Linked DNA regions of Homo sapiens: regions 1, 2 and 4 are each linked to region 3. Evidence: chromatin contacts called from ENCODE Hi-C or POLR2A ChIA-PET data. All regions are on one chromosome and are shown on one strand. Each heading gives the region's core, a stretch centred on a gene start or an enhancer-like site at or near the end of the contact. The rest is flanking DNA. Distances are from core to core; before and after follow the strand shown.

Region 1 (5,756 bases), core at 1,362-3,861, 460 kb after region 3:
CTTAACCAGACCACCCTTTCTCCCCTTCATAGTTTGATAAAATATCCTCTCTCAAAAGCCTAATCCAAATGCTATGTCAACCATCTGACAAAATATTAGCTCCTTCCTCTGAAACTAATTGCATTTTGATTGCATTCTAGGCATTTCTTTCCTGATTTATAGTCTCTCATTGTAGTGTTCATATACATGCTTTATCTATAATATTAAGGTGCAAACTCTTAGGTATGGCCTTTCCACAGGTGCTCAGTGTATAGTTGTCAAATACAATTAAATTGTATCAATTTAGGTTTCTGTTCAAGGCTTCTCAGAAATGGCTTCATATCACCTTTGCAAAATAAGTGTTCCCTTCATTTCCATTCCCTAGCCTTTATTTTCTTTATACCACGCATCACACAGGACATATTAGATACTTGTTTATTGTTTGTTTCCTCCACCAGAATGTATGACCTATGAGGGCAAGGCCTTTGTTTCACTTGCCGTGTTTACCCCAGCACCTAGATCTGTGCCTGGTCCAGAGTAGGAGTTGAATAAACTGATATTACTGGAAGTGAAAGAAATGCTACCTGGAGTATTTCAAGACTCTGAGTCCAATAACTCATCGATTTTGTCAGTATTTAGCTGCAGGACATAGAGCAAGTCACTAACCCATGATGAGTCTCATGTCCCTGTAAAATCAATGATTGTTAAATACAGGATCTCTGAGGTCCTGTTTAACTCCATTAATGTGAGAGTAGAAAGTGAGAGAAGCAAACTGAGTTCAAGTGGATATGGGTGAGAAAAAAGAATGCTCTAGGCAAGACTACAGGTCCTGCTTTTGGTGCAGGGCAGAGAGAAAGTAGAAAAGCTGGAGCAACGGAGACAGATGCTCAGAAAAGGGCTGCCTTCAGATATATTAATACCTGTAAAGAAAACCCGGGGGAGGTGCTGACTTGGGGAGAGCCTGAGGCTGAGTAGACAGCTGGGCTGGTGGAGAGGAGGCTCCCAGAGGAAAGGCAACCCGCCAGTGGGGTGGGGGTGATGGGGTTGGCAAGCTCCACAAATTTTGCAATTTTGCCTCCTTTCCCAGAGAACAACCACTCTGTTGTGACTTTGTCAGGGCTGGAATAGGCATGTGGTTCACACGTGAAAGCGAATGAGAAGTTCTATACAAAGAACCACATTTGCTGTCCATTTAATTTATTCTTCCTCATTCTCAAAGAAGACTAGATCCTCATCTCTTACCCTTAACCTCCACGTTGAGAAGCACTTTGCCCTTCCCATTCTAGCATATGTCTAGAACACTGCATCTAGTGTCGCAAACTTGTCCTCTTGCCCCCTCTGCCCTGGCACCTTCCCTCCCCACACCAGTAAGTCTGAGAAGGTCCCTGTGTCTTCTACTTTTCCTTTTCCAGCATATGGAGACAAAAGTGATTATATCCCGGATGCTAATCCGCCATGTTGACCTTTAATAACCCCAGTCCCATGAATACCTCCTGATTCCTAGGATTTTTTTTTTAAACTGTCCTTAGCATAAGAACATGTCAACCTTGATGCTATTGCCCACATTGTAGGCTATGAAGCATACGGCATTCTCACCTGTTCCGGAGGGCTGCCTTTAATTGTCTTGCACAGAGCAGTATACTCTTTCCTTACGGTATATAAGGCCAGGGTCTGGGGAGTAACAGTGCAGAAATTTATCTGCTTGCCGCCGCCCAAGGCCACGCTTCTGTCTACCACATCCTCCAATAGCACCCCTATTACCTACAGACTGGATTTGTCTGTCTCGTTCTTTGGTTTCTTGACTCCTTCGCGTTTGGGGGCTGCTTTGCATATAAAGCCCTTTCACAGAACACAGCACCATGCTAGTACAATACGCTGTAGATTCTCCCTCCCTCCCCCTCTCTCTCATATACTCATATATTTTATGTTGAACCAATATGAGGCATTGCTCAAATTTAAGTCATATTAAAGTTCTAGGCTAGTTTTGAAAACAGAAACTGATTGGAAGCAGAGGTTTTCAAATAGCCCACATACGCTACTAGAAGGCTGTACATTTAAGAGAGGGCCATCTAGGAAGCAATAATAGGCATTAAAACAACAACAAAACAACAAAACAAAACAGAAACAAAAACAACTTGGGAAACGGCCCTCCTTTCACGTTTTTTCTATCCCATCGACAAAGGCGCGCTGTCCTTAGCTGCGATGATTTTGTCTCGCCTCCAAAAAGACGCCCACGCACTATGTTGAGCACCCAAGTGAGGCTACGGTTCCTGCGGTCACAGAGGGCAGGGAGGCTCAAGCACCTCCAAAACCCCGAGCCCTGGACAGCTCCCCAGGCCCTTCCCGCGGCGCGAGGACAAGAGGTCTCCGGGGCCCTCGGGGGAGCGGCGCCTCCTCCTGGTTCCAGCAGCTCTGCGGCCGCTCCCCACCCAGGCCCGCGAGACCAGCGGGACAGTCCGCGCCGCGGGAGACCAACTGGGACGAGCCGCGACCCACGCAGGCGCGCTGAGGCCGGGGCAGGGGCGGGCCCGGCTGGCGCGGCCGGCCTGCGGTTGGGGCCCTGGCGGGGGTGGGACGGGCCAAGCCGGGCAGGGCCGGGGTGGGGCCGCTGGCGTTTCCGTTGCTTGGATCAGTCTAGGTGCAGCTGCCGGATCCTTCAGCGTCTGCATCTCGGCGTCGCCCCGCGTACCGTCGCCCGGCTCTCCGCCGCTCTCCCGGGGTTTCGGGGCACTTGGGTCCCACAGTCTGGGTGAGTGGTCGCAGCCCGGGGAGGGGGCTCCTTCTGGAGAGGAGAGCGTGGTCGCGGGGCACTGGATTCGCGCGGACGCTCGGCCGAGAGCTGTCCCGGTAGCTGCGAGAGGGCGGGTCGGCCCCGTGGCGGGGCCCTCCGGGCTGTCTGAGCGCCGCCGGGTCCCCGCGGACCTGCGCTTGGGGAGGGCACGAGTTGCAAATGGCGCGCTAAGCCCGAGGTTTCTTCTCTTTTGCAGTCCTGCTTCACCTTCCCCTGACCTGAGTAGTCGCCATGGCACAGGTAAGGCCGTGCGCCCCCCACTGCGCTGGATTTACCCACAACTTTGTATGCTGCGACGAGGGACTTTTAGGATTTGTCTGAGAGCCAAAAAGTTTAGGAGGAAAGGGAACCTGCTTTGGGGACATCGCTTCCACTTTTCTTGTTCCCCCTTTGCTTCCCTGCCCCCGTTTCTGTGTCCCGGTTCTTCCCGCTGAGCGCCCTCCGGAACCAGCACCGACGCCGCCAAGCTGCCTTCGCGCGCAACAGCTGGTGACGTGGCCGGATTTGTGTGCGCTCCCTTTTCATGAGTGAATGTGTAAAAGTGGGCCTTCCCCAAAATCCAGAGAGTAGCTCAAATTAGAACCGGAGCAAGAACAGCTCATCGTGGTCATGTGAGGCGAACGCATTCCCCCCCCACCCCGCCCCCCGACTTCCTTTATTTTTTTTCCGCAAAGTTTTCTGTATTTTAATACTGTGATTGAGCATTGGCTTTTTCCAGTTGCTCAGCCCAGTTTTACTAAAACTGTAGGACGTAGGCTCTGATTTTTTTTTTAATCCAAAAGATTAAACACAAGCGCTGTTTTTCTTAAGCAATGAACTCGTGGAACGAGTTCTCAATTGAATTTGCCTTGGGACTGTTTCAGAAATTGATAATCTACTACAGGCTTTCTTTACTGTTTTTTTTTTTTCCTTTTTTTTTGAGACGGAGTCTCACTCTGTCGCCCAGGCTGGAGTCCAGTGACGTAGTGATCTCGCTCACTACAACCTCTGCCTCCCGGGTTCAAGCAATTCTCGTGTCTCAGCTTTCCAAGTAGCTGGGATTACAGGCGCCCCACCATGCCCAGCTAATTTTGTATTTTTAGTAGAGGCGGGGTTTCACCATGTTGGCCAGGCTGGTCTCAAACTCCTTGCCTCAAGTGATCCTCCCGCCTCGGCCTCAGGACTGTAATCCCACTGCGCCTGGTTTCTTTACTGTTATTAATGTTTATCAAAAATGTAGGAAAGAGAAGATAGTTTAAGGTCTTTAAATATTGACCATGTTATACAGTCTTTTGTGAATAAGATACCAGGGCTTAAAAACTCTAAAACTGATTTCACAGATCTTGTCAATCTAACCGGCTTGTCAGAGTCCAGATAGTTTTTTTTAAACAAGTGTTTTAACTGCTAAAACAATGCTGTCTCTTATTTATAGTTCACTTTTTATCAGATTGACTTATCAAAATTGAAAAAGGTTTCTTGGTCCTTTCCAAGTGAAAATGGGAGGATTAAGATTAGTTGATTACTTTATGAAACTTACACAGTGATCCCATTCTTACCTCCTCTTTTGCACTTAAATGTTACAGTAAACCAATTCTCATATTACTTCAAGTGGAAAGTTTGGTTTAAGTTCTTCTCCATAGAAAGGATACTTTTATGTGGAATTAACTTTCCTGAGTAATATTTTTCCTATCTTGATATGCTGGTGTGGTGATGTACATGAAGATTTAACAAGCATCGAATAATAATTCCCTCTATCTTTGCTCATTTAGCAGTTTCTTGAATCTCTTGTAAGTTCCCCAGTGATGTCTGAGGGTCCATCAATTCCTTTTCATTATGTAGACTGTTTACCCAAATAGTATAAGCGAACATATTTTCCAGTTGTGGACATTAATTTTAATAATTTCAAAGAATGATTAGTATCATAAAGGCCATGTGTATAGAAAACCTAGGAGAATGGTGGTTTGCATATAAAATTATGTACCTGAGCCCTATGACAATATAACACCAAGACTGTTTTCTATCAAAACTACAGTTTTTACTAATCATAAAAGTTACAAGTAATGTTTTAAAAAAGATACAGAGTGTTAAATTTTGTTCTAGTTTTGTTACTATTTTTGGAAATCATGAAAGTAAAACATTTTGTTAAAATATTTAGTATTGGCCAGGCATGGTGGCTCATGCCTGTAATCCTAGCACTTTGGGAGGCTGAGGCACGTGGATCACGAGGTCAGGAGTTCGAGACCAGCCTAACCAACATGGTGAGACCTCGTCTCTTCTAAAAATACAAAAATTAGCTGGGCATGGTGGTGCACAACTGTAATCCCAGCTACTCGGGAGGCTGAGGCAGGAGAATCACTTGAACCCGGGAGGCGGAGGTTGCAGTGAGCTGAGATCGCGCTGCTGCACTCCAGCCTGGGCAACAGTGAGACTACGTCTCAAAAAAAAAGTTTAGTATTAAAGTTGGGTGCGGCGTCTGAGCAGTAAGAATGTCATGAAGGCAAAACTAGGCTACGTAATTGTTCATTAGAAGCTTCATGAACATCAGAATTTTTTTGTTTATTTTTTATTTATTTTTTATTATATATATATTTTTATTATACTTTAAGTTCTAGGGTATGTGTGCACAACATGCAGGTTTGTTACATATGTATACATGGTGCCATGTTGGTGTGCTGCACCCATTAACTCAATATTTACATTAGCTGTATCTCCTAATGCTATCCCTCCCCCCTCCCCCCCGCCCACAATAGGCCCCGGTGTGGGTGTGTGATGTTCCCCTTTCTGTGTCCAAGTGTTCTCATGAACATCAGAATTATCTCTATGGTATATGTTTAAGTTACAAGGTTTGATCAGAAATATTTTCGGTTGGTTTAAAATTATTATAATAATTTAAAAAAGCCCTGTGCCGAGCAAGCAGGATAAATGTAAATAAATAAATTTGAGATGAAACTCCTTCCAGAGGAGCTGACTGGATATTGATTGCATCTTTTCATGCCATTCATTTTTT
Region 2 (5,497 bases), core at 1,532-4,031, 350 kb after region 3:
TCTTGAGCCCAGGAGTTTAAGATTACAGTGAGCTATAATGACACCACTGTACTCCGGCCTGGACGAGAGTGTCACCCTGTCCCTCAGAGAAAATAATGAAAGTTTTCAAAAATTAAAAAAAATTAAACTTTTAGGTTTTGTGATATTTTTAATAACCTTACAAGTAATGCAAATAGGAAGTATTATGCTTAGGTATGGAATATGGGAAGCTAAATGACTTCTCTGGGATGAAAATGCTTGTCAAAATACCCTAATCAAGAATCAAATTCTGGCCAGGCACAGTAGCTCACGCCTGTAATCCCAGCACTTTGGGAGGCCAAGGCAGGTGAATCACTTGAGGTCTGGAGTTCAAGACTAGCCTGCTGGTGAAACCCCATCTCTACTAAAAATACAAAAATTAGCCGGGCGTGGTGGCAGGCGCCGGTAGTTCCAGCTGCTCGGAAAGCTGAGTGGGAGAATCGCTTGAACAGGGGAGGCAGAGGTTGCAGTGAGCTGAGATTGCACCACTGCACTCCAGCCTGGGCAACAGAGTGAGACTCTATCTCAAAAAAATAAAACAAAATAAAATAAAATAAAATTCTAATATCCTAATGCAGCACAATTTATTGGGACTAAGATTTTCAAAGTTATCCCTGCCACTGACATGGTGTGGCCCTGTGTAAATCGATAAACCTATCCAAATGAAGGATTTCATCTGTTCTTGAGTTCTGCATGAAAAAGGAAAACTACCTGCTTCTATGAACTCATGTAGAAAATGAGAGATTATATGAAAAAGCCACAAGTTCTTTGAATAAAATATTTTTACACAAAAATCTAAGTTGCTATTTTCACCCTTTTAAGATAAAGGGTGAAAACCTTTTAGAAACCTTTAAGAAAAAGGGTGTCCTCTGAAGGGACACCCTTTTTGTCCCTTCAGAGAGAGAGAGGTAGCACAAAGTTCTAAGGGTATCACTCAAGAACATCTGAAGTGAAGCAAACCAGTACAATACTGAGTTAACTAAAGTTCTGAGAATAAAAGGATAGATACCGGGATCCATGATCAACAGTATTCATCCTAAGATTAAGAATTATGGGCATATTCCCCACCTTTTCACCAGCAACAACACAGAGAGACTCAGTGTCTATACACTTCGAATTTCTTAGACATCTTTCCATGAGTCGATTCAACTTCACCAAGAGATCTGACTGCCTATAAGGAGAAAATAGGAATGGGCTAATGTCATGAAATATAACACCAGGTATTAAAACAAAAGCTCACTGCTGTTAGGTTCTCCTATGACTAAAGCAACTTAAGAAAAAGATTTAAATACCTGCCAGGTTCGAAAGCTGGAGCGGCCATCTGAGAGAGTTCAAGGTTAAAAAAAAGAATACCTTCTGTTGCCCGATTGAGTTTTGGAGACACAAGTTCACAGGAAACCTGTCCAAGAACTCTGCAAAGATAAAGTTACAAAGTATTAACCAAATAGACTCTCCTTCCAAAACAAAAAACTGAAACAGATAACAAGTTTCAATCTTAATGTGAGTAATATCATACTCAGCCAAATAAATCATAGGAGATAAAAATTATATGTAAAGTATAATATACACAGAAATAAAACATAAATTGGTACAACTAAAAACACGACAGAAAAAACACCTCTCTTCTTATTACAATGTTTACTATTCCACAGATTGTTTTAAAAATCAGTGACCTTTACCTCTAAAGCAAGTATTTATTGATACAAGATGGCATGAAAACCTGAGATTTCTTAAAGGTTTTCACATGGCATAGTTCACCACCATTATGTGACCAAATAGCCTCACAACTTTCAAATGAATATCTGAAAACCTAATTTTCATGTCACTCAGGAAAAAGAAAGCAGGATGTACACTTAATGACAAGATGCTCAAGATCTCTATATTAGTGTGAGAAACAAATTCCATATGATCACTACTAGTTGTCTATACGATTTATAGAAGTCAGAAAAGAACTATGTGATACGTGACAGAAAATACGTTTATGATTAAAAAGTTCAAGTGTGACCACAAAAGCAAAAAATCTCGCATAAAAAAATACTTATTTTTGTCAGCTAAACAAAGAATACTGTCCAGACTTCTTAGCTGCTTTATAAACAACCAAGTCAATAAGGTCTTTTTTCAAACTTCTCCCTTCCGAATGTGTATCTCATTTAAATCCTGTTACCTTGTTTTTCCAAGTTCCACAATGCAGCATCCGTAATCTGTTCCAAATGAGATCCTGATGTTCCTATAATCATAGGTTTGTCTGCCATCCAGCCGCTGTAAGCACAAATTCATTCATTAATTTATTCCTTCAACAAGTATTTCTTAAGCAACTACTTTTTGTCTGGCCCTGGGCTAAGCACTTGGGGGAAAGTGGAATCCTAACCAGCCCGCCCATACAGGAAAGTGGAAACTACAGCATGGACAACTGCTGCGGTGACTGGAGCCTTGAAAAGAACCTGTCGAAAAAAAATAAATAAAGCCTGAGGGATGGGGTGAACGTGCCGGTCGTTCCCCTAGTAGCTCCCCGGGCCCAGGCGGGCCAGGTATCAGTCCACACCTTGAGACCCGAGCGCCCACGCAGCGCGCAATTCTGCGGGCACCAAACCATACCTTCTTCTCTTCGATGGCACGGAGTAGGAAGCGGCGTTCGCAGTTTGAGAGTGGCGTTTCCTTCATGGTGTTGGGTCACCGGCCCCACAGGCACCAGAATCCGCGGGAAAAACGGAACCCGATCTTTCCTTGCGCGCCGCTGCTCGCCCCGAGGCGCAGGAAAATTACGTCATCAAGGCGCGGCGGCGGAAAAATGGGAAATGGCTTGGGCTGCAGCTACTGCGCAGACTCAAAGCGTGATTGGGGAAGGCCAGCGAGCTGCGAGAAGCCATTGCGGCTTTGGGAGGCCGTTTCTGAACGTGAAGTTCCGTTTCTTTTCTCATAAAGTGCAGAGGAGAAAAGGATACTTAAAATAACCATGAGAGTGATAGAAATTATTATCAGTAGACCGCTCGCACACTTCACCCTTTGCTCAGTCCTCTCACGGGGTGGAGACTAGACATGTACTTCTGCAATTTCACAGATGAGTTGACATTGGTCCCTGGAAAGCCGCAGATGCAGGATTTGGAGCAGATTAAATGAACAAACACTGGAATGAGGCGGCATAAGGGTTGGGGGAGAAAGATAAATTGGTGAAATGGGATGTTTTTGTGGCCAAAGGTGAAATCTTGTGGGATCTGAGAAGTTGATGAGAATGGAGAATGTTCGCACGTAGTAACTAACGATGTTACTACTACTGTGGACTGAAAGTAAATGCACCGTTTATTTCTTATCCCCTCTCCAGTTATTTTAAGTCGATAGACTTTTTTTTACGGTCACAGAGAAGCCTTAGCGGGGCCATGCTGCCAACCACTCAGCTTTTTTGGAGAGGCAGTATCAAATAGTAGTTTTAAAAAGTGTTCACTGCCAGGGTTCAAATTTTAAGGCTATCATTAACTACTATAACCCTGGGCAAGTTAACCTGTGTGCTTCACATTACTCACCGGCAAAAAAAAAACAAAAACAAAAACAAAGCAGGGGAAGTGAGAAACCTATTTATTCTGAGGAATAAAAATGAGTTAATATATACATAAAATGTTTAGAACAGTGCCTGGCATGGAATAAGCACTATTTAAGTGTTTGCATATTATTATTTTGTTTCCTTTTGCTTTAGAGGTGGTAGGCACTGTAACTCCTACGCAGTCTTTCTCTGGCTTCTTTGGTAGCTTCTCACAAGTTTTTTCTACCAGTGATACATTTTAGTCTCACTTTGTACCACTTGCAATCCATGTACTCAATAAATACTTGAAGAGGGCCTACTCTGTCCAAGAATAATTTAAGTGCTGGAGAAACAGGGTAGACAAGATCCTTTCAAGGAATTTATATTCTTTTTGGAAAAGGCAAAAAACCCTAAACAAATAGAACAATTTCATACAGTGTTAAGTGCTCTCTGAGAATAGGAATGCTATCTTAATAGGGGTAGTTGCAGGAACAGGTGACTTTGTAGCGGTGACATTAAAGTAAAGTAAATCTTTGGTGTTGAGCAGGAGCACCCTTGATGCCATCTGGAGAGGAAAAGTGTTTCAAGCAGAAAGAGTAACATATGCAAAAACTGAGATGAGATGAGCTCCACATGGTCTGGAGAGAGAAATTGTGAAGAAGGAGGAAAGTGGACAGAAATGATTAATTTTCAAAATCGGCAAGGGGATTACAGGGTACTAACCACTTAAGTTCTTTAGCAACATGAATTCATTTTTATAGTACAGTTTCATACCAGAACTCCTGGTTGATAAGTTCTTCATTTAAATCCTTGAGTTCTTTCAGTGGCCATTTGGTAATTTTTCCCTTCAGCGATGAAATAGACCTTTGTTGAAATAGCCTGTTATTTACTGCAAGGCAGCTTGGTAATGGAAAGAGAATGGACTTTGGCTTCAGATAAAGTTCAGCTCAAATGAACTTGGAGTGAGCTAAATATTCTTTCTGATTTGGGGGTTCTGTATCTTCAGATTGGAAATAACAATTATTCTGTGTTAAGTGGTCTGAATGAAAGCATCTGATGAAACATTTTGGACATGATAGCTATTCAAATGTTAGTTTCCTCCTTTCTTGTTGGGTTGGCAAAGGCTTCCCATGAAACTGCCCAAACTCAGCATGACAGATTGCTTTTCTGAAACTGCTGCTTGATTACTTTGCTTTCCTTCCACTTTTGTTGAATTTCCACTGTTCTTTTCTACTTTCACTTTTATATTCTAATTTAAACACTCTTGCTTTTGTCTTTTTATTTTCGAGTTAATCCAAAGGTGTATGACCCATCTCCACTTACATCTACATACCATCCTAAAATATATGTACTTTACAACCTTGTGTTTATAAGAAATTTTTGAATGCCAAAGGAAAATTTGTTTCATGATTTCAGGGAAAAATAAGTTTGGAAGGTTAAGAAGAGGTTCAGATAATGTGTCAGGTAATGTGATACATTCTATTATTTTTTTTTTCTTTTTTGAGAGAGTCTCACTCTGTCACCCAGGCTGGAGTGCAGTGGCATGATCTTGGCTCACTGCAACCTCCACCTCCCAGGTTAAAGTAATTCTCCTGCCTCAGCCTCCCAAGTAGCTGGGACTACAGGCATGCACCACAACGCCTGGCTAATTTTTGTATTTTTAGTAGAGATGGGGTTTCACCATGTTGGTCCGGCTGGTTTCAAACTCCTGATTTCAGGTGATTCGCCCACCTTGGCCTCCCAAAGTGCTGGGATTACAGGAGTGAGCCACCGCACCTGGCCTCACCTTCTGTTCTTAAAAGAAGAATCAGTTGGAATCAGCATATTAATCTGGATGATCTGTCTAAAAATAACCTAGTTCTCAACAAACTATTTGAGTGTGCATTCTCTTTATTGAACATCAGTTGCTTTGTCTGACCAGCAGCCTTCTATTTCTTGGAGAAATGCCCTTTCCTGACCCCATGC
Region 3 (5,358 bases), core at 293-2,792:
CAAACAACAAATACTCCTAAGTATAAAATAAAACTACAACTTCCAAACTGAAGCCTTCCAAAGACTCCAAAACCACTGTACTTAAGAGCATGAGTTTGGTAATCAAAGGTCCTAGAGATCAAATCCTATGTTTAAAACATAACTCAAAATGCACATTGAGAAAGTTTCTCTCAAACTGTTGGGTCCTTGCCGGCAAGAACAGTGCCATAATGTCCTTCCTGGCATACTTTTTATCAAATGAAAATCTTGCAAAATCACAGGGTGCTTGGGAGTTGGTATGGCATACTGACTAAGGGACTGCAAACGAGTCAGATTACCTGGTTTCAGTCACAGCTCTGACTTTGAACATGTTACTTTGTAGGTCTATTCTGTTCTTTCATCTAGAAAATGGGAATAGTAGACTTTACATTATAGGATTGTTTTGATGATTAAATGTGATAATATATGCACATAATTATATGTACCACTCAATAGTTACAAAGTATTCTGGTTATTCATCTATTTTTATACTTTGTATATTTAACTTGGAATAAAACAACTTCATTGCTATGCACAGGGTGAAAGCAGAAACCACTAAACCGGTTGAAACTTACAGGCGCTTAGACAGTTATAAAGCCCATGATTTCCTTAAAAAGGAAATTCACATGAACTTTTACCTTTAACAAACGTCAACACTAAGGCCAACAGGAAGGTAAAAAAAAAAAAAAAAAAAACGACAACAACTAATACTCTCCGGAAGAAAAATCAACTTCTCTTCACCTTCCTTTGACCAATAGGAAATTCTGCTGAAACGTAGTCTTCTAGAGTGCAGTGCAGCAAGCACCAATTCAGAATACAAAACACATCAATCCCAGAGAAGAAAGCGGGGGTTGTTCCAAGGCTTCCCCGCCCTCGGTCAACCGACCCTATATTAAGCAGCATGGGGTCTACTACAACCCAGTGCAGCTGGCAAGGCTGCAGTCCGAGCCTGCGGGTGCACGGTCCTTCCTGCCGAGTCCACACACCAGCAAGTGGAGCGCCTTACCATCACCCGCAGGAACTGCTCCTGTATCAAAGTCCCCAGCCATCCGACTGCCATGGCCCTTCCAGACTTTGCCACTGACCTCCAACCCTCGGTTTATAGGTGCCAGGGCTGTAGGTAAGGATGGCAAAGGAATATGAAGGAGTCGCCGCCGCAGGCAGCCACTACTAAGCCAAAGCTCTCAGACTCCGACCAGGTTGAGTTCCAGAGACACTGGAAAAAGGGGCTGACGACCTCAACCCCGTCTGGCCCGGCCCATCCCCTCACCTGGGCGAGTGCCGAGGCAGCCCGAAATCCCTCTGGCCTCTCTCCGGGGAACGCCGAGGGCCTTGGGCGGCGGCAGGGGCGGCGACGGCAGCAGCACCGAGCCGGATGCAGCCTGCGAAGCTCTGCCGGTGCCCACACCCTTTAGCCCCGCCGCCCGGGGCCGCCGCCCAGGTCCAGACCCTGGCCGCAGCCACCGACACCCAAGGGGGCGGAGGAGGAGGGGAGGGGTCCCAACCGAGGCCGGGCGGCACTGCGCCTGCGTCAGGCAGCAACGTCACACGCCAGCGTCGCCGGCGCCTCGAGGTGCGCCACTCAAGCCCTGCCCAGGAATCCGGCGGCGTCCCGCCCTGTTTCCTCCTCTCTGGGCTGCAGAAGGAGCCAGAACCCTGAATTTGAAAATCACTTTGCTACCCTAACAACCCAAAGGAAAAGTTAGTGCCTTCCTGATAGCAGGAGACAGATAAGCCCACTTAGGAGACGGAGGCTAACGAAAAAGGAGCATCGGATGGGTGTATGACGTGAAATGAGTCCTTAAGAAATAGAGATGCTGTTATGACATGATCAATAAGAGAGCTCGATTGTGTGAAGTGCTGCCACGCTGAATCTCTCAACTAAGTCTATTATTATGCTGATGATATTAATGAAAAGTAATTTGCTGCTCCTCTTTTTAAAGAGAAAGGCTCTTAATATTATTTAGCGGGTGAACCAAGGCAAACGACTTCTTGGAATTAGAGGAATGTCGCAGATATTTATTTGTCTGCGCTATATACTAGCAATAGTAAACAGTGTTTAGCAGGGCTTATTGACTAATCCTTCCAAAATCCTGTGAGGCTATTCTCATCCCCGTTTATCTCCATTTCACAAATTGAAAAACTAAGACACTGAGAGGTTAAATAACTTGCTAGAGAACCAGGGTTTGGACCCAAGAAATGTGGCTCCAAAGTATTACTGTATACTGCCTCTGAAGTTCCAAATGTCTAAATCTCTAGTTCTGACTTCTTTCCGGAGCTGAGGTACTTACTACAACCTTAATATTTCCACATGGCTGTTCCACTCTCACCTCAAAAGGAACAGATATGAAACCAAATTTAAGATAATGCCAGAAAACACACGAGGTACAACAATTAACTGTTATTGCATATAAGGAAATAGAGGCCCAGACAGAAGTGGTTTATGGAAGGACTGGATGAAAACCAAAAGGAGAAAAGCATGCACTGTCTTAGTTACTTCCTTCTGCTACCTGGACACTGGTACTGGCCTTATGTCAATTAACTCTTTAGAGTTTATTTCTGCCCCTCTACAAAGAAATTAATTTCAGTTGTCTTTTTCAACATCTGGAAGATTTCTAGTCAATCTTTGTTTTGTAATAAGGGAACCACCACAAGGATTCAAATTTGCTACAGCCAAACTTCGGATTTTGCCCAAGAAGGACATTGTGCAAGTACAAGTTCTCTGGACTAGAAATTACCTAGAGATGGTTCAAGTTCCCCAAATCAAAAACTAAACTGAAACTAAGTTGCACTGTAGCAGAGGGGAGAGGAGAGAAGGAAGTTCACTATGGCCTTTCTGTAACCGTGTGAGGGGACTGTGGGAATCTGGAAGTTTCTGCCTCTACTTCCTTTCCATCCCTGTGATCAAGAGTCACCCTGTAACTACAGCTATGCATTAGGCGACATTGTATAAATGAATTATTTATTTTAGAAGCCTCTATTCTAAAGGCCTTTAGTCTTGTGAAAATAATTATGCTCTTTGACATTTCATATGGCTCACTAAATTTGCATGGCAAGGCTTACTGCCTTCTCCAGTCTCCCACCTATTTTTCATTTTTCTCTAGCATGCCGTTAAAGTAAGGATGCCAAAGAAACTGTCTCCATTGAATCCAAGAAGAATTTCTCTAATGATGAAAGCCTTCAAGTGATTTTTTATATCTTACTTTTTATTTGAAATAATTATAAATTCACAGGAAGTTGCAAAGATAGTTCAGAGTGGTCTCATGTACTCTTCACCCAGTTTCCCCCATAGTTACATCTTGTATAATTATAGTACAGTAAGAAAACCAGGAATCTGACATTAGTACAATGTCTGTATGTAGCTCTATGTCATTTTATCGTGTGTAATTCCATGTGACTATCACTACAAACAATACAGACCTCTTTTATCACCACAAAGATCTCCCTTTTACTACCCCTTTATAGATGCACCCACCCCTCCTCCCCATATAACAACCCTAACTCTTGGCAACCAGTAATCTGTCTTCCATCTTTGTAATTTTATCATTTTGAGGATGTTATATAAATGAAAGTGTACAGTGTGTAACCTTTAGGAACAGGCTTTTTTCACTCTACATAATTCACTTGAACTGTATCCAAATTGTCATCTATATCAATAGTGTGATCTTTTGATTGCTGAGCAGTATTCCAATATATGGATGTTCCACAGTCTAATCATTCACCCATTGAGGAACATTTTGTTGTTTTCAGTTTGAGGCTATTACAAATAAAGCTACTATAAACAATAGTGTACAGGTTTGTTTGTGTGGTCTAGTGATTTTTTAAAAAGGAAAACAACACAGGAAATTTTGGCCACTAAAAAGCATTGTTTTTTAAACTTCTATTTTAAGTTCAAGGGTGCATGTGCAGGTTTGTCACATAGGTAAACTTGTGGTGTCATGGGGGTTTGTTGTACAGAACATTTCATCACCCAGGTATTAAGCCTAGTACTCAGTTAGTTTTCTTGATCCTCTCCCTCATCCACCTTCACCCTCCCATAGCCACCAGTGTGTGTTTTTCCCTTCTGTTTGTCCATGAGTTCTCTTCATTTAGTTCCCACTTATAAGTGAGAACATGTGGTGTTTGGTTTTCTGTTCCTGCGTTAGTTTGCTAAGGATAACGCCCTCCAGCTCTATCCATGTCCCTACAAAGGACATGATCTCATTCTTTTTATGGCTGTATAGTATTACATGGTATATATGTACCACATTTGCTTTATCCAGTCTATCATTAATGGGCGTTTAGGTAGATTCCATGTCTTTGCTATTGTGAATAATGCTGTAAATGAAGATACGTATGCATGTGTCTTTATAATAGAATGATTTATATTCCTTTGGGTATATACCCAGTAATGGGATTGCTGGGTCAAATGGCTTTTCTGTCTCTAGGTCTTTGAGGAATTGCCACACTGTCTTCCACGATAGTTGGACTAATTTACACTCCTACCAACAGTGTATACATGTTCCTTTTTCTCTGCAACCTCACCAGCACCTGTTTTTTTTTTTTTTTTGACATTTTAGTAATAGCCATTTTGAGTGATGTGATTTTGATTTGCATTTGTGGTTTTGTTTTGCATTTCTCCAGTGATCAATGATGTTGAGTTTTCTCATATCATTGTTGGCCGCATGTATTTCTTCTTTTGAGAAGGGTCTGTTCATGTCCTTTGCCCAATTTCTAATGGAGTTGTTTGTTTTTTTCTTGTAAGTTTAAGTTCTTTATAAATGCTGGATATTAGACCTTTGTCACATGCGTACTTTACAAAAATTTTCTCCCATTCTATAAGTTGTCTATTTACTCTGTTGATAGTCTCATTTGCTCTGCACAAGCTCTTTAGTTTAATTAGCTCCCAATTGTCAACTTTTGCTTTCGTTGCGATTGCTTTTGGCATCTTCGTCATGAAATCTTTGCCCGTACCTGTTTCCTGAATGGTATTGCTTTGGTTTTCTTCCAGGATTTTTATAGTTTTAGGTTTTACATTTAAGTCTTTAATCCATCTTGAGTTAATTTTTGTGTATGGTGTAAGGAAAGGGACCAGCTTAAATCTTCTGCATATAGCTAGCCAGTTCTCCCAGCACCATTTATTGAATAGGGAATCCTTTCCCTGTAGAACACTATGTTTTTAAGGTGGGCTCACGGTGAAAAGGTGAAGTTTATCTATTTGAGCTCTCTCTTTTCCCCCTTGGTCCTCTTATTTTCCATTCAGAGGTTTACATACAAAGGTCAGCTTCTGAGTCAGATTAAATAAGGCTTTCGTGGCCTCCCTGAAGTTATCCTCCATACCTCTTCCTGCCCCTATAAATT
Region 4 (5,612 bases), core at 2,816-5,315, 280 kb after region 3:
ATCTATGACTTCTAGACTCCAAGACTGTGAGAAAATAAATTTCTGTTGTTGAAAAGCCTCCCAGTGTGTACTACTTTGCTATGGCAGCCCTAGCAAACTAATACTATATCCTCCAACCTCCAAAATTCTGTAAAATGCTATACAATTCTATTTTCTTCTGTCTTTTCTATGGCTTTATTTTTCAGTTGACTTCTAAAATTTATTTGTATTTTTTTCTTGAATCTAAATTGATATATATTTCCCCCAAATTGCTGAACAGCTAACCCATCTACATGTATTGTCTATTTTAATGTGGGATTATTTTAGCCTCAGAGATATAATTGTCTGGAACACAGGGAAAACTTTTTCAGATATTGCTGCAGTAAATAACTTCTCTTCTTAAGAAGCACCTCTTCTCAGGGATTTAATTCTTTTTGTTTCACAATTATTTGTGAACTCTTTCCTGGAAAACCACAGTGGCTCATGTCTGTAATCCCAGAACTTTGGGAGGCTGAGGTGGGCGGACCACTCGAGCCCAGGAGTTCAATACCAGCCTGGGCAACATGGCAAAACTCCATCTCTACAAAAAAAAAAAAAAAGAAAGAAAGAAAAAGAAAAACCACAAGAATCAGGAAAGTAGCTGTATCTGAACTTATCTGTATTTCCCCAGGCAGAGCTCTATGCACATTAAGGAAGGACCGATGAAAGTGAGTCAAAGAATGTCAGCTCTTAAATCCTGGGTCACTATGGGTCAGTAGTAGTCTGTGGGGCCCCGAGGGGCAGGGGTGGTTCCTGAGGCCTTTTCACAGCTGTCTGCAATTTTGAAACTATTTTCATAACACTAAGTTGTGATTTGCCATTTCACTCTGCTGACATTTGCACTGATGGTACCGAAACAATGGTGGTTAATACTGCTAGTGCTTAAGCATAAATCAAAATAGTGGCTCCAAACTGTACTAGTAGACACCATATTCTATATAACATGCACTGATAGGAAACAAAAACCATTTCATATAAAAATGTTCTTAACGAAGCAGCAACATTGTTAATATTATCTTTTTTTCTTTTTTCTTTCTTCTGATTCAGCCCTCATTTATTACATCTTAACTCTTGAATATGTCTTTTTAAATGTTCTATGTGAGGACATAAGAAGTATGTATAAAATCCTTCTACTGAATACTGAAATACATTAGTTGTCTCAAGGAAAAGCACTTGTGGGATTGAGCTGCTAGCTGAACTTCCTGCTTTTTTCATGGGACACTTTTTATTTGAAGGAATTACTCACAAATTATGATTATTCAGACTTAGATATCTGGCATTTACTTTCTTGTGAATTCAAGAAGGGAACCTATCAGTTCAAGGAAAACAATCGACATTTCTTGCCAATGTGTAAATTTCAAACTTTCAAGCACAAATTTGAATTTTGGAAAATATGTATTCACCATCTAAGTTTGACAGATCTCCCATACTCGGGACTTTACTGATGAGATCCATGGTGATACTAACAGATGGAATTTTTTGATGTTGTGTAACAAAGTCACATTTCACATTGCAACTAACCTTTCAAAAAACTACTACTTGTTGAGTTTGGACCAAATTTTCTTCATATACATGAACAAAAACAACATATAACAATAGATTGAATGCAGTAGCAGATTTGAAGCTCCTCCTGTCTACTATTAAAATGGACAGAAAATAGATTTGCGCACAGTACCAGTTATTTTATTTTTTTATTTTGGAAAATATTTTTTTCATTAAGATATTTGTCATAGGTTTTTAAAAAACACTAATTGTTTTCAGTTCTAATGTCTAATATGGTAAAAATCAATAGGTAACTCATATAAACAAATGGTCTTTATACTTTCCAAAGCAATCTACAGATTCAGTGCAATTCCCATCAAAATATCATTACTACTTTTCACAGAACTAAAAAAAAAATTCTAAAATTCATATGGAACCAAAAGACAGCCTGAATAGCCAAAGCAATAATAAGCAAAAAGAACAAATCTGGAGGCATCACGTTACCACACTTCAAATTATACTGCAAGGCAAGTTACCAAAACAGCATGGTACAGGTAAAATAAATAAATAAATAAATAAAGACACATAGACCAATGGAACAGAATAGAGAACCCAGAAATAAAGCCAAGTACTTACAGTCAACTGATCTTCAACAAAGCATACAAAAACATAAATTGGGAAAAGGGCGCCCTATTCAATAAATGGTGCTGGGAAAACTAGTTTAGCCACAGGTAGAAGAATGAAACTGGATTCCCATCTCTCACCTTATACAAAAATCAACTCAAGATGAATCAAAGACTTAAATCTAAGACCTGAAACCACAAAAATTTTAGAAGATAACATTGGAAAAACTCTTTTGGACATTAGCCAAATGCAACAAAAACAAAAATAAATAAATGGGACCTAAATAAACTAAAAAGCTTCTGCACAGCAAAAGAAATAATCAGTAAACAGCCCATAGAGTAAAAGAAAATATTTTCAAACTGTGCATCTGATAAAGGACTTGTACCTAGAATCTACAAGGAACTCAAACAAATCAGCTAGAAAAAAACAATCCCATCAAAAAGTGGGCAAAGGACATTTTTCAAAAGAAGATATACAAATAGCCAACAAACATGAAAAGATGCTCAACATCACTAAATCACCAGGGAAATGCAAATTAAAACCACAGTGAGATACCACCTTACTCCTGCAATAATGGCCATGAGGCAGGCGGATCACGAGGTCAGGAGTTCGAGACCAGCCTGGCCAACATGGCAAAACCCTGTTTCTACTAAAAATACAAAAATCAGCCAGGCGTGGTGGCGGGCACCTGTAATCCCAGCTACTCGGGAGGCTGAGGCAGGAGAATCACTTGAACCCGGGAGCCGGAGGTTGCAGTGAGCCGAGATAGTGCCATTGCACTCCAGACTGGGGGACAAGAGCAAGACTCTGTCTCAAAAAAAAAAAAATAAACATAAAAAATAAAATTTAGAAAATATACGTTGGTGTCGATATGGTGAAAAGGGAACACTTTTGCACTGCTTGGGGGATGTAAATTAATACCACCACTATGGAAAACAGTATAAAGTTTCCTTAAATAAATAAATAAAGGTGGAGCTACCATTCAATCCAGCAATCCCACTACTGGGTATCTACCCAAAGGAAAAAGACACATATACACGCATGTTTATAGCAGCATAAGTCGCAATTGCAAAGATATGGGGCCAACCTAAGTGCCCATTGACTAACGAGTGGATAAAGAAAATGTAGTATATATACACCATTGAATACTACTCAGCCATAAAAAGGAACGAAATAATATCTTTTGGCAGCAACTTGGATGGAACTGGAGGCCATTATTCTAAGTGAAGTAACTTAGGAATAGAAAACCAAATACTGCATGTTCAGTTATGAGGATGCAAAGACATACAGAGCGATATAATGGATTCTGGGAACTCCAGGTAGGGAGGAGATTGGGAGCGGGGTGAGGGATAAAATACTACATATTGGGTACAGTGTACACTGGTGGGTGACGGGTACACTAAAATCTCGGAATTCGCCACTCAAGAGCTCATCCATGTAACCAAAACCCGCCTGTACACCCAAAACTATTGAAATAAAAAAAACATTAAAAATGAGAGAAAACCCACAAAAAGCAAATGGTCTTTGTGCTCCTCAACGGTTTTTAAGAGTCTTGTAAATAAGTCCTAAGGCCAAAAGTCTAAGAACCGCTGCTGTAAGCTAGCACCTATAACGGTGGAACCTAATTCTTTGTAGGACCCTTTCCAATGTCAGAGTGAAATCGGTCAGAATCTAGCAGGCTTATCTAGTTTTTTCTACAGCGATAAGGAAAGAAGTCCAGTATTAGCCCTGGGCCGCGGTGAGGGTGGAGCCAAGACTGCGTCTGGGGTCTCTGTGGAAACCGCCCTGTATGGGTCTCCCGGACCTCGCCTCTTTTGTTCCTCTCCGCCTCTGATTGGAACACGCTGTCAGTGGGCGGTGCTTCGGGAAAGGGGCGGGCCTTCATCTTCTTCCAGGAGCCCCTCGCAGCAGCGTACTGACGTCACGCAGGACGCCACTGCCCTGTCGCCCCGCCTGTGCAGCCCAGGACCTAGGCGCGGTAGCTGGGGCTGGCTTTTGAGGGGCGCGGGCAGCCTTCTGACTGGGTCGGAGGCCTGCGGGCCCGAAGCCTCTGTCCCTCCTGTTCTTGTCCGGCGCTGCTTAGCCCCTCCGCGTAGTCATCATGGATCTGATTTTAAACCGAATGGATTATCTGCAGGTAAACCCAAGGGATAGGGCGGGCGCCGCGCTGGGCAAGCCCAGCACCCGGAGAGGATTCCTTCCTTCCACTGACGAAAGTCTCGGTCGCCAGGAGCTGGTGCGGAGGCGAAGGAGCCGGGCTGGGTGCCGACCTCTCAGCACCCCGCCTTTGGGCAGCTCCCTTTCGTCTGTGACGGTCCGAGGGGACCGGGGAAAAGCGGCACAAGCCCCCACGGTACTGGCTTCTGCCGGGTCCTGAGGATGCTCTGAAAATGTGACACTGTCTCATCCCGGATTCCCCCCAGGGCCCTTCTCCTCCTCCCTAGCCGTGGCTGCCTGAGGGCCTCTAATCCTCAATCTCCATCTCTACCCGGACCCTTTTGCGGAGCACCAGGCACTTGTTTCTTACTGTGAGCTGTACCGCACCAGGCAGATCATGGTAAAAGCAATGAAAACCGGGCCGGGGGCAGTGGCTCACGCCTGTTATCCCAGCACTTTGGGAGGCCGAGGCGGGCGGATCACCTAAGGTCAGCAGTTCGAGACCAGCCTAGCCTACATGGTTAAACCTCTTCTCTACAAAAAGTACAAAAATTAGCCCGGTGTGGTGGCGGGCGCCTGTAATCCCAGGTACTCGGGAGGTTAAGGCAGGAGAATCGCTTGAACTCGGGAGGCGGAGGCTGCAGTGAGCTGACATCATGCCACTGCACTCCAGCTGGGGCGACAGAGCGAGACTGTCTCGAAAGGGGGAAAAAAAGCAATGACAACAGTTTAATGTGCATCTAGCTTATTCTAAGAATTTAGCATACCTACCAACATATTTAATCCTCATAAGAATTTGCAAAGTAGACAATATTATAAATGAGGATCTAAGGGGTTAGAGAAGGCAAGTAATTTGCTTAATAGCTAAAAATTAGGGAGTGGCTATTTGAATCAAAGTCTCGGACTCCAGAACTGGTGTATTTTTGTTACACTACACTGCCTTTCAGAATTTCTTTCAGACCTAAAATTCTCTCTACCCCAATTCCTCATCATATTTTTAGGCCACCTCATTTTAGTTAATGGTACAAATGTTTGCCCAGTCAATTTTCTAGGGGTTTATGCTATGTACTTCCATATCCAACTGGTCACCACATCTTACTGCTTTTAACTCCCAAATATCTCTTGAATCTGTCCCATATCTTCCATCTCTATTACCCTCATTTGGGTTCTCATCTTCTCTTGCTTGAATAATTGAAATAACCTCCAAATTGGGCTCCTGAACTCCAGCTTCATCTCCCTCCAAGCCATCCTTCACATCACTTGCTAGATTGATGTTTCAGAAATACAAATCTAAGCAGATGACTTTAATACAATTTTCTGGAATGCAGAAT

Evidence for each region. A loop is a pair of places that touch in the nucleus more often than their neighbours do. ChIA-PET counts read pairs that join two places held with the same protein, here RNA polymerase II (POLR2A). Pooled maps may share reads with other maps.
Region 1: a loop to region 3 is called in a map of CD14-positive monocyte, with 9 times the contacts of the local background. The contact joins the promoter of ANXA5 here to the promoter of BLTP1 in region 3. A Hi-C loop is called at or near these places in 5 of 168 maps with a recorded cell type or tissue (B cell, CD14-positive monocyte, CD4-positive, alpha-beta T cell and 2 more), 16 of 37 single-sample maps with no recorded cell type and 31 of 50 pooled maps.
Region 2: a loop to region 3 is called in a map of B cell, with 12 times the contacts of the local background. The contact joins the promoter of EXOSC9 here to the promoter of BLTP1 in region 3. A Hi-C loop is called at or near these places in 7 of 168 maps with a recorded cell type or tissue (B cell, CD8-positive, alpha-beta T cell, Caco-2 and 3 more), 3 of 37 single-sample maps with no recorded cell type and 28 of 50 pooled maps. POLR2A ChIA-PET finds 5 or more read pairs at or near these places in 2 of 52 experiments (common myeloid progenitor, CD34-positive and naive thymus-derived CD4-positive, alpha-beta T cell).
Region 4: a map of B cell shows a loop between it and region 3 (17-fold over the local background). The contact joins the promoter of BBS7 here to the promoter of BLTP1 in region 3. A Hi-C loop is called at or near these places in 10 of 168 maps with a recorded cell type or tissue (B cell, CD4-positive, alpha-beta T cell, CD4-positive, alpha-beta memory T cell and 5 more), 14 of 37 single-sample maps with no recorded cell type and 28 of 50 pooled maps. POLR2A ChIA-PET finds 5 or more read pairs at or near these places in 3 of 52 experiments (CD4-positive, alpha-beta T cell, WTC11 and activated T-cell).

The regions. Positions count from the first base shown.
Region 1 is chr4:121,693,835-121,699,590 of GRCh38, reverse strand. ANXA5 (annexin A5) reads left to right here and starts at 2,611. Exons shown (of 13, transcript NM_001154.4): 1 at 2,611-2,728; 2 at 2,967-3,010. The coding sequence starts at 3,002. RefSeq lists a silencer at 2,243-2,662.
Region 2 is chr4:121,798,607-121,804,103 of GRCh38, reverse strand. It overlaps EXOSC9 (exosome component 9), which reads right to left and starts at 2,781. Exons shown (of 12, transcript NM_005033.3): 1 at 2,614-2,781; 2 at 2,183-2,277; 3 at 1,311-1,430; 4 at 1,087-1,189. The coding sequence starts at 2,679. RefSeq lists enhancers at 2,711-2,980, 2,789-3,592.
Region 3 is chr4:122,148,515-122,153,872 of GRCh38, reverse strand. It overlaps BLTP1 (bridge-like lipid transfer protein family member 1), which reads right to left and starts at 1,542. Exons shown (of 88, transcript NM_001384125.1): 1 at 1,289-1,542. RefSeq lists silencers at 1,288-1,367, 1,438-1,627 and an enhancer at 1,450-2,251.
Region 4 is chr4:121,868,927-121,874,538 of GRCh38, reverse strand. BBS7 (Bardet-Biedl syndrome 7) reads left to right here and starts at 4,065. Exons shown (of 19, transcript NM_176824.3): 1 at 4,065-4,261. The coding sequence starts at 4,226. BBS7-DT (BBS7 divergent transcript) reads right to left here and starts at 3,888. Exons shown (of 1, transcript NR_186650.1): 1 at 1,693-3,888. It overlaps TRPC3 (transient receptor potential cation channel subfamily C member 3), which reads left to right. Exons shown (of 12, transcript NM_001130698.2): 12 at 1-58. RefSeq lists an enhancer at 4,135-4,364.